Regions from separate parts of the Homo sapiens genome. Here all the other regions are linked to region 2. The links are chromatin contacts, found by Hi-C or POLR2A ChIA-PET in ENCODE. All regions are on one chromosome and are shown on one strand. Each heading gives the region's core, a stretch centred on a gene start or an enhancer-like site at or near the end of the contact. The rest is flanking DNA. Distances are from core to core; before and after follow the strand shown.

Region 1 (2,871 bases), core at 92-2,591, 170 kb after region 2:
CTTTCCCCTGTCTTAGTATCCCTGAACACCATGTGTTGTGATGGTGACATTATAAGATGGAACCTTTCTCAGCCTGGGTTCTTGAGTAATAATATGGAGCACTGCCTTCCACTAACCTATGTTGGACGTATATTGTGATGAGAAATTAATTTTCTTTTTTTGAGATGGAGTCTTGCTCTGTCGCCTAGGCTGGAGTGCAGTGGTGCCATCTGGTCTCACTGCAGCCTCTGCCTCCTGAGTTCAAGCAATTCTCCTGCCTCAGCCTCCCGAGTAGCTGGGATTACAGGCGTGTGCCATCACGCCCAGCTAATTTTTGTATTTTAGCAGAGACAGGGTTTTACCATGTTGACCAGGCTGGTCTTGAACTCCTGACCTCGTGATCCGCCTGCCTCGGCCTCGCAAAGTGCTGGGATTACAGGTGTGAACCACCGTGCCCAGCCGAGAAATGAATTTTCTTATTTAGCATTGTTGACTATCCTAACCTAATTGAGACACTGGCCTTGTGCAAGGTTAAGTGGCAGAGTTCAGATTTGACTCTAAGTCTCTCTAACTTCAGAGCCTGCATTATTAGTCCTAGATCATTTAGATCTGCTTGGTGGGATCTTGTGAGTCCATTGGCTTTGAGGGTAGAACACCAGATCTTGGATCTGGGAGTGTGATCATTTCCTAAACTCCTAAGATCAAGGAAGAGAACAAAAAAGGCGGCTGGGCACAGTGGCTCATGCCTGTAATCCCAGCACTTTGGGAGGTGGGTGGATCACGAGGTCAGGAATTGACCAGCCTGACCAACACGGTGAAACCCCATCTCTACTAAAACTACAAAAAATCAGCCGGGCATGGTGGCAGGTGCCTGTAATCCCAGTTACTCAGGAGGCTGAGGCAGGGGAATCGCTCAAACCCAGGAGGCAGAGGTTGCAGTAAACCGAGATTGTGCCACTGCACTCCAGCCTGGGCGACAGAGCAAGACTCTGTCTCAGGAAAAAAAATAAAAAAGGGCTACTGATATTGCCTCTGCTCCTGTTAGGAGTGGGAACTGATTTGGGAAGGAGGTTGCTCTTGCAGGTGAAGACATCAGTAGACTCAGTATTAGGTCGCTGAGTAAGACTCTGAGTAAGTGAAGAAAAATGAGATGGGGCTGAAAGATGGTAATATTCCTGTTATCACTGAAGATCAAGTCATTTTCTCTCCAGGATGACAATTGACAATGCAGACTAATTTTTTCACAAATGTTCATTCTTGCTTCTACTGGTGACATGTGGGCAGGCACGGCAGGAGGAGGTCACAATCATCTGAGTGTTGCAGAGTTATTCATCTGGTGCAGAATGGGGTGACAGCTCACTGAGACTTAGCATTCTGTTGGATTGAGTCACTCTGCATGTCATGCTGTCTCAGCATCAAATCATCCTCTTAGGTCTAGGTTTCAAAGGGGTCCTGAGAAGTAAGTCCCTATAGTTTCTAAAGTCTCTGGGTACCTTCTTGGCTCTGTTGGGGTTCCCCACATCAAATTCCTTCATAGCTTTTAGTCTCTCCTGGGCCCCTAGAGAAAAAGGAAGAATATTGTTGAGGTGTTCCTCGTATTTTCAATTCCATATTGGAGCTTGGGATCAAAACTGGGACTTCAAGAAGAGAATTGCAGTGGAATCTCAGGGTTCCCAGTAGGACAAAAACAAACAAACAAAAAACCAAGAAATACAAGAAATTTTATCTAGGCCGGGCGCTGTGGCTCATGCCTTAATCCCAGCACTTTGGGAGGCCGAGGCGGATGGATTACAAGGTCAGGAGTTCAAGACCAGACTGGCCAAGACGGTGAAACCCTGTCTCTACTAAAAGTACAAAAAGTTAGCCAGGCATGGCGGCAGGCATCTGTAATCCCAGCTACTCGGGAGGCTGAGGCAGGTGAATCGCTTGAACCCGGGAGGCAGAGGTTGCGGTGAGCCAAGATCATGCCATTGCACTCCAGCCTGGCAACAGAGCGTAACTCCGTCTCAAAAAAAAAAAAAAAAAAAAAAAAATTATCCCTTCAAGATGGACATAATACCTATCTTATAGGGTTGCAGCAAAGATTATGTGGCGTACCTTGGCAGGAGTGGGACTTAGCATTTGTTCTTGTTCCTCCTATTCCATTCCAAACCATCCTATTCCTTGTACAGATCTTGCAAGGACGCTGTGTGAAACAGCGTTGTTGCAACTCTGAACAAGAGGATGAACAATCACACAAGACATTGGCAGGAGTTCCTAGGACAGATAAGTCAATCAAACATAGCCTGTGGGCCTTACCCTCTATCTCTGAATTGGGTTCTTTTCATTCCAAGGGATAGAGACTCACTCAAGAAAGGTCTGTGGGCAAAAGGGAGGCAGTCTCGTGGAAATCTGAGAGGGGAAGGCAAAATAGGACCAAACTGCATGGTACTGGAGGTGGAGGGTAGACCAGCACCAGGATCTCTGCAACAGACTTTAAGGATTTTCCCTGAAGTGCTCCCCAAGAAATGTTACCCAAGTCCTTTAGGTCTCTTTCTCTGTTTCTGCCCACTTCTCTTCTTGCTAAACTCTTGATTTTCTCTGTCTTTTCTCTACCTCATGCTATTTGCTGACTTCTAGCTTGGTTCACTTAATTGCTAATCGTGGCCTCTCCAGCCTGTCTCAAACTTGCATCCTAAGCCTCTGTAAAGTGCCTGATTTTATCTGTATTTCCCAATTTACATTTCTAAGAGTAATATTGGGTTGGTCTAGGCTTCCTTATTAGGGCAGGTCTTTCCCTGGGCTACACAGTAAGCCTCTGTCTGCCCTGGGGTCAAGTGTTCACATAGTTTTCAATCACATAGAGGTGAAGGGAGGAGTTGGGGGTTTGGAGAAAGCCAGATGGCTGCATGG
Region 2 (2,700 bases), core at 142-2,641:
GAAACTGTGAGATTACATCCCAGGCGTTGTCAGAGCCTATTTTTCATACACCACCACAAGACAGTTTGATGCAGTATTCCTGATTGCTTTTTATAGTATTTGTAAATACACTCGCTAATCCACTAAATTAGGTAATTTACAAACAGGTCCTCTCAGTTATTAGTGGCCAGTAGTCGAGTTCTATTACATTTGATCCTCGTACAGTTGTCTAAACATTTCCACCCAGGTTAAGGGCTCGGATCCGAGAGAAGGAGGTTGGCGAAATTTGGATGGGGGCAGGGTAGAAGCTGAGAGAAATCTCTGCATCTCAGCCCTCAGCGACAACATTCAGCCAGTGCCCACAGAAAAACTAAATTCGGAACCTCTTCCTCCTGTTACACTGGCAACAAAGAGGGAGTTTCCGTAGCGCTCCCGTCACCCACCAGGTGCCCAATCTCCTTCCCAGCCCAGAGTCGGCGCTCCCGCAGGGGCCTCCGAGTGCGGGGAGGCCGCGGGGCCCGGGTCACGGCACTAAGGGGGGATGGGGTGCAAGCGAGCAAGCGAGGTCTGCGGAGCGGGCCGTGGAAGGGCTCCGGGACCCGCTGAAACCATCTGAACCCAGCCAGGGGGCAGCGGGCAAGAGAAAAGGGACAGAATATCTAATGAAGCAGAAACTGGAATTCGGTGGGAGAGGTGAAGAGCTCTTGCTGGGGGTACACCTGCGAGGAGCACAGAAAACGGGCGGCGGATGGCGGGGAGACTCCACGGAGGTGGAAGAGAGGAGCCAGGCCCGGAAGAACAGGGAAGGGGATGCCACCTGGGGCAGAGGAGGCGCCAGTGCAGCCTCTACCTGCAGGCGGGCGGGACGGGCAGCTCAGGTGTGACTGGGAGGAGGGGGCCGACTGGGGAAGGGGCCGGGAAGAGCTGAGGGCGCACTAGGCGCCGCGCAGAGGCGCCTTTGAGTCGGCAGCCGCGGAGCCAGCGCACGGGCATCGGCGGGACCCGGCGGACGGAAAGGCGGAGTGGGGGTCTTTGGACTGCACGGTGCGCTCAGGGGAGGCTGGGGACAGCGAGAGGTATCGGGCGGCGGGCGCCCGCCGCGCGACGCGGCGCACGGGAGGCATCCGGGCGGGCGGCCGGGAGGCGGGAGCCCCTCACCTGCGCGGCGGAGGAGGCGGAGCTGCAGCAGCCCATGGCGGGGCCGAAGGAGCCCGGAGGCGGCGCCGGGCGCGCAGCTACGCCCCGGAGCCCCTCGGCATGCGAGCCGGCGGGCGCCCGGGGAGGGCGCGGCCTGGCACCGCACGGCTAGGCGGCGGCGGCGGCTGCAGCGGCGGCTGGTACTCAAGAGGCGGCGCGGCTAGAGGCAGGCGCCGGCCACATCCCCCGGCGGCGGCGACGGCGGCTACGCGTCTCCTGCTCTGCTCCTGCTGCAGCAGCTGCTCCCCAGCGGAAAGGGGCGGGCGGCGGCGGCGGCGGCGCCTCCCTCTGTCCCCCCGCCTCCCGCCTCCCGCGCCCAGTCCCTCTCCCGCTCCCTCTCCCGGGCCGCCGCCTCCTCAGCGCCGCGCGCGTCTCCCATCAGACTCCCCGCCCCCAGTGCAGCGCCGTGCTGGTGGCAGGGCGGCGGCAGCCAGAACAAGGCCGGGCCCTTCCGCGCGTGTCAGAGGCTGCGCGGCGCCGGGCTTATTTAGCTGTGGCACCGAGGCAGCTCTCTGCCTCGAGGCTGGAGGGCAACGCGGTCTGAGGCAGCCAAAGACCGGGCCAACTCGCTGCCAAAAAGGGGCCGGATTGCTTCCGGATCTAGGAGGCAAGCGGGACTTCTCCCTCTCCCTACTGGACGCACAACTCAGGATCCTGATGGCTTCTTACCGCCCCGTCGGCTGTTTTTTTTCTCCAGAGGAAAGCGTACACAAGAAACCTTTCCTGGAGAAGGAATAGGTGATAAGAAGACGGGAAGAAACAAGCATCTGTTGCTACTGTCCCCATTTTGCTGATGTGGAAACTGAGGCTTGAAAGGGACCAAGAACCTAATGAAATGTTCCCAAGGTTGAAATGGTAATAAATAGCCAGAAATGAGGAAAAGGCAAAAAGTTATCCAGGCTCGCAAGTCAAAGCCATACTGGATCTAAGCTAAACTTTCTTATACAGGATAGTCTACAAAAAACAATAAGGGGACATTAATTTATTCATATTAAAAATACTTACTGAAGACACACTACGTTCCAGTGACTAGTACTGGGAATAAAGAGGCGAGCAAAAGAGACTTACCAAGTTCCTGTTGCTAAATCAGTAAGACTCAAGGAAGTAGCAACAAGTTAGAGTAGACGTGGTAACTACCTTCAAGAAATTTACAATTCCAAACGAGTCGTTAGGAAATACAGTATGAGGTGAAAACAGTTAAAAAGTGAAAGAAATAAAACTAAAGATAATGATGTTAAAAAAAACCCCACATTATCAGGCACTGTTATAGCCTTCATATGTCATTTCATCTTGTCAAAGAATGTCTCAAAAGACAGCCACAGGAAAGAAAAGAAAAACTTTATTTGCAAAGCTGCAAGGGAGTGAGACTTCCAAAAGGACTGATTCACCAAATATGAGACATCAAGTTTTAAAGATTAGTTAAAGTATAGAGGGAAGAAAAGAACACAGAATTAAATTGACTTTACATGCACTGAAAGGGAATCTAAGCCAAGGAAAGTTGGAATGGTAGCCTGTAAGGGGACA
Region 3 (2,700 bases), core at 48-2,547, 130 kb after region 2:
AGCTGGCATTTGTACAGAGATTCCAAACTGCTAAGGAGACCCCTGTTGTTGGCTGGGCTCCTCCCTGTCTGGCAAGAGCTAACCTTCCACCTCAGAAAGCATTATGGTGCCAGAGAGCTCTCTTGGCAGACCTTGGATGAATTATTTACTCTCTCCTTGTTGAGTGAATGCAGGCACATTTGAGGCTCCTCTAAAGATGCTTGATCCAGAATTCTAGCCTTAATGGTGGTGGGCTGCAGAGAAAGAGAAAATAAACCAATGTCCCCACCCTTGGCCAGACTTCCTGCCATATCTTTAGGGGGGGCATTTTGTTCTCTTTGACTCACCTTTGCCCACAGCTCCCTGCACTGTCCCCCAACTCCAACTCCACTTAAAAGGGACATTTTGGCCAGGAGCGATGGCTCATGCCTATAATCCCAGCACTTTGAGAGGCCAAGGTGGGCGGATCACTTGAGGTCAGGAGTTCTAGGCCAGCCTGGTCAACAGGGTGAAATCCCATCTCTATTAAAAATACAAAATCAGCTGGGTGTGGTGGCGCGTGCCTGTAATCACAGCTACTTAGGAGGCTGATGCAGGAGAATCACTTGAACCCGGGAGGTGGAGGCTGCAGTTAACCGAGATTGCACCACTGCACTCCAACCCCGGGCAGACAGAGCAAGACTCTGTCTCAAAAAATAAAAAATAAAAAAACAAACCGGACATTTCACGTTTTCTTGTTGGGGCACAATTTGTTGCTCCTCTCTCCTCCTTTACACCTCACCATGCAGCTCCTGTGTCATAATCTTACACATTCTTCTGTCTGCATTCCCTCAGCATTGGAAAACTCTGAGATGAGAACCAAGAGCAATGGTTTACTGGACACTGCAGCAGCTTTAAGCAGCATTTGTTGAAAAGCACACACTGGGTACTTTCCAATACCTCGGCTCACTTCTGGGTGGTCTTTGTTAAGAGAAGCGGCTTCTAGCCTTGCTGGGTAACACATCTTCCTTCTCAGGTTCCCTGAACAAATGAAGCAATTGAAGCAACTGGAAATAGCAGCTACTGGCGTGGGAACACACATGGCATCTAACACTCATCCTGACAGAAGAGTCATGTGGCCGAGTTTCTCCAGGCCTCACCCACCTGTGAGTGTCACTGTTGGGGTCATATTAGGGGCAATGGCCTGTCATTGCTGACCCTTGCCCCTGAGACTTTGTCCCCAGGAGCATTTTGCAGCCACTCACAAGTACTCCTGTTACACTTCCTCTCTCCCCCACATTGGCAATGTCTCCAGGTCACCTGACAACTCCAGGGGAAGGTGCAGCAAATGCCTTATATGCTGTATCTGCATGGAGAATGTGTTCCCCTGGTGAGGAAACTCTTCAGGTGATTAAATGGTGACAAATGCTCTGGAATTCTCCCTGTGCTGGGAAGACAGCATGTGCCTTCACCTCCACCTCCCTTTCTGCATTTTAGTTTGTCAGCAGGCCTGAAAGCGGCAGTGGTAACATCGCCCTTTGAAAACAGTGAGGAGCCCCTCTCTCTGCTGAGTTATTATTTTTTTATGTGTTTTTTTGAGACAGAGTCTCACTCTGTCACCCAGGCTGGAGTGCAATGGCGCGATCTTGGCTCACTGCAAACTCCACTTCTCAGGTTCAAGTGATTCTCCTGCCTCAGCCTCCCAAGTAGCTGGGATTACAGGCGAGTGCCACCATGCCCAGCTAATTTTTTTTTTTTTTTGTATTTTTAGTAGAGACGGGGTTTCGCCATGTTGGCCAAGCTAGTATCAAACTCTTGACCTCAGATGATCCACCCCCCTTGGCCTCCCAAAGTGCTGGGATTACGGGCATGAGCCACCACGCCCAGCCTCTTTGCTGAGTTCTGACTTCCGTCCACAGAGCCAGGTTAGGCATAGATATCTGAAGCTTCCCACATGCTGCCCAGCCGTCTTTGCGTCTTTTTCTGGCATGTGAGCCAAACCACTTCCTCATCCTCACACGGAGTGACACCCAGAAGCCCCACAGACCAGGTCATCAAACACACCCAGGCATGGCTGCAGCCCAGTGCAGACTCAAGTTGAGACACCATTAAAATAAATGTTTTTCTAGCTCTTTAAAGTTTACAAAACCCGTGCATATACATGACTTCCACTTAATCCTTGAAACAGCCCTTTGAAGTTTGGGTTGTCTTTATTCTCATTTTATAAGGAGTAAAACTGAAGTTCAGGAAGGTTAGAAAAGGCAGACATGACTATTTAGTAAGTGACAGAGCTAGGGATTTTCAGTCCTGTCATATGGAACCCTAGGTTCCCTGTGTGATAAGATTACAAACCTGAGACTTAGTTAAGGGAGACGTAGATCAAGTAGCAACAGCTGTGCCTTCAGACCTGTAGTTCAAGGCAGCTGGCATCACCCAGAGGCAATTAAACTCTCGGATAGAGTGATAATTAGAATTGGGCTATCCAGGCAAAAATAGCCATGGTCCCTTCTCAAGAAGTTTAGGAGACTTTTCTTTTCTTCTAGATGTTCCTCTTTTTCCCTCTGTGCTCCACAGCACTTGGATGGGACTTCTCACAGAGTTATTTCTGTGAATCTCCCATCGTGCTTGTTCTACTGTAGGACCCTTGAAGCCAGAGACTATGCTATGAACATAGGAGGTACTCAATAAATGTTAGTGGAATGAAGGGCTGTTTCTTAATGTCACTCCATTAGACCTCTAAGT

Evidence for each region. A loop is a pair of places that touch in the nucleus more often than their neighbours do. ChIA-PET counts read pairs that join two places held with the same protein, here RNA polymerase II (POLR2A). Pooled maps may share reads with other maps.
Region 1: a map of PC-9 shows a loop between it and region 2 (7-fold over the local background). The contact joins the enhancer-like site here to the promoter of SLC44A1 in region 2. A Hi-C loop is called at or near these places in 6 of 168 maps with a recorded cell type or tissue (Caco-2, PC-9, chondrocyte and 3 more) and 17 of 50 pooled maps. POLR2A ChIA-PET finds 5 or more read pairs at or near these places in 4 of 52 experiments (A549, BJ, SK-N-SH and 1 more).
Region 3: a pooled map shows a loop between it and region 2 (3-fold over the local background). The contact joins the enhancer-like site here to the promoter of SLC44A1 in region 2. A Hi-C loop is called at or near these places in 5 of 168 maps with a recorded cell type or tissue (CD4-positive, alpha-beta T cell, CD4-positive, alpha-beta memory T cell, CD8-positive, alpha-beta T cell and 1 more), 1 of 37 single-sample maps with no recorded cell type and 12 of 50 pooled maps. POLR2A ChIA-PET finds 5 or more read pairs at or near these places in 7 of 52 experiments (CD4-positive, alpha-beta T cell, CD4-positive, alpha-beta memory T cell, H1 and 4 more).

Annotation. Positions count from the first base shown.
Region 1 is chr9:105,069,726-105,072,596 of GRCh38, reverse strand. No RefSeq gene overlaps it. Among named protein-coding and RNA genes, the nearest start is that of CT70, 79 kb to the right of the region's middle. RefSeq lists an enhancer at 925-2,124. Within about 2 kb of position 1,341, at least 2 of the 41 ENCODE cell types and tissues checked have a DNase peak (open chromatin) inside an H3K27ac peak, as active enhancers do; they include PC-9, where a contact is called at or near this core.
Region 2 is chr9:105,243,342-105,246,041 of GRCh38, reverse strand. SLC44A1 (solute carrier family 44 member 1) reads right to left here and starts at 1,391. Exons shown (of 16, transcript NM_080546.5): 1 at 1,138-1,391. The coding sequence starts at 1,173. It overlaps LOC112268038 (a long non-coding RNA gene), which reads left to right and starts at 449. Exons shown (of 3, transcript XR_002956866.2): 1 at 449-1,023. RefSeq lists silencers at 449-528, 869-1,008, 1,019-1,618 and enhancers at 1-844, 845-1,749.
Region 3 is chr9:105,114,753-105,117,452 of GRCh38, reverse strand. The region is part of intron 1 of LOC105376197 (a long non-coding RNA gene); the gene reads right to left. Among named protein-coding and RNA genes, the nearest start is that of CT70, 120 kb to the right of the region's middle. Within about 2 kb of position 1,297, at least 6 of the 41 ENCODE cell types and tissues checked have a DNase peak (open chromatin) inside an H3K27ac peak, as active enhancers do; they include PC-9, where a contact is called at or near this core.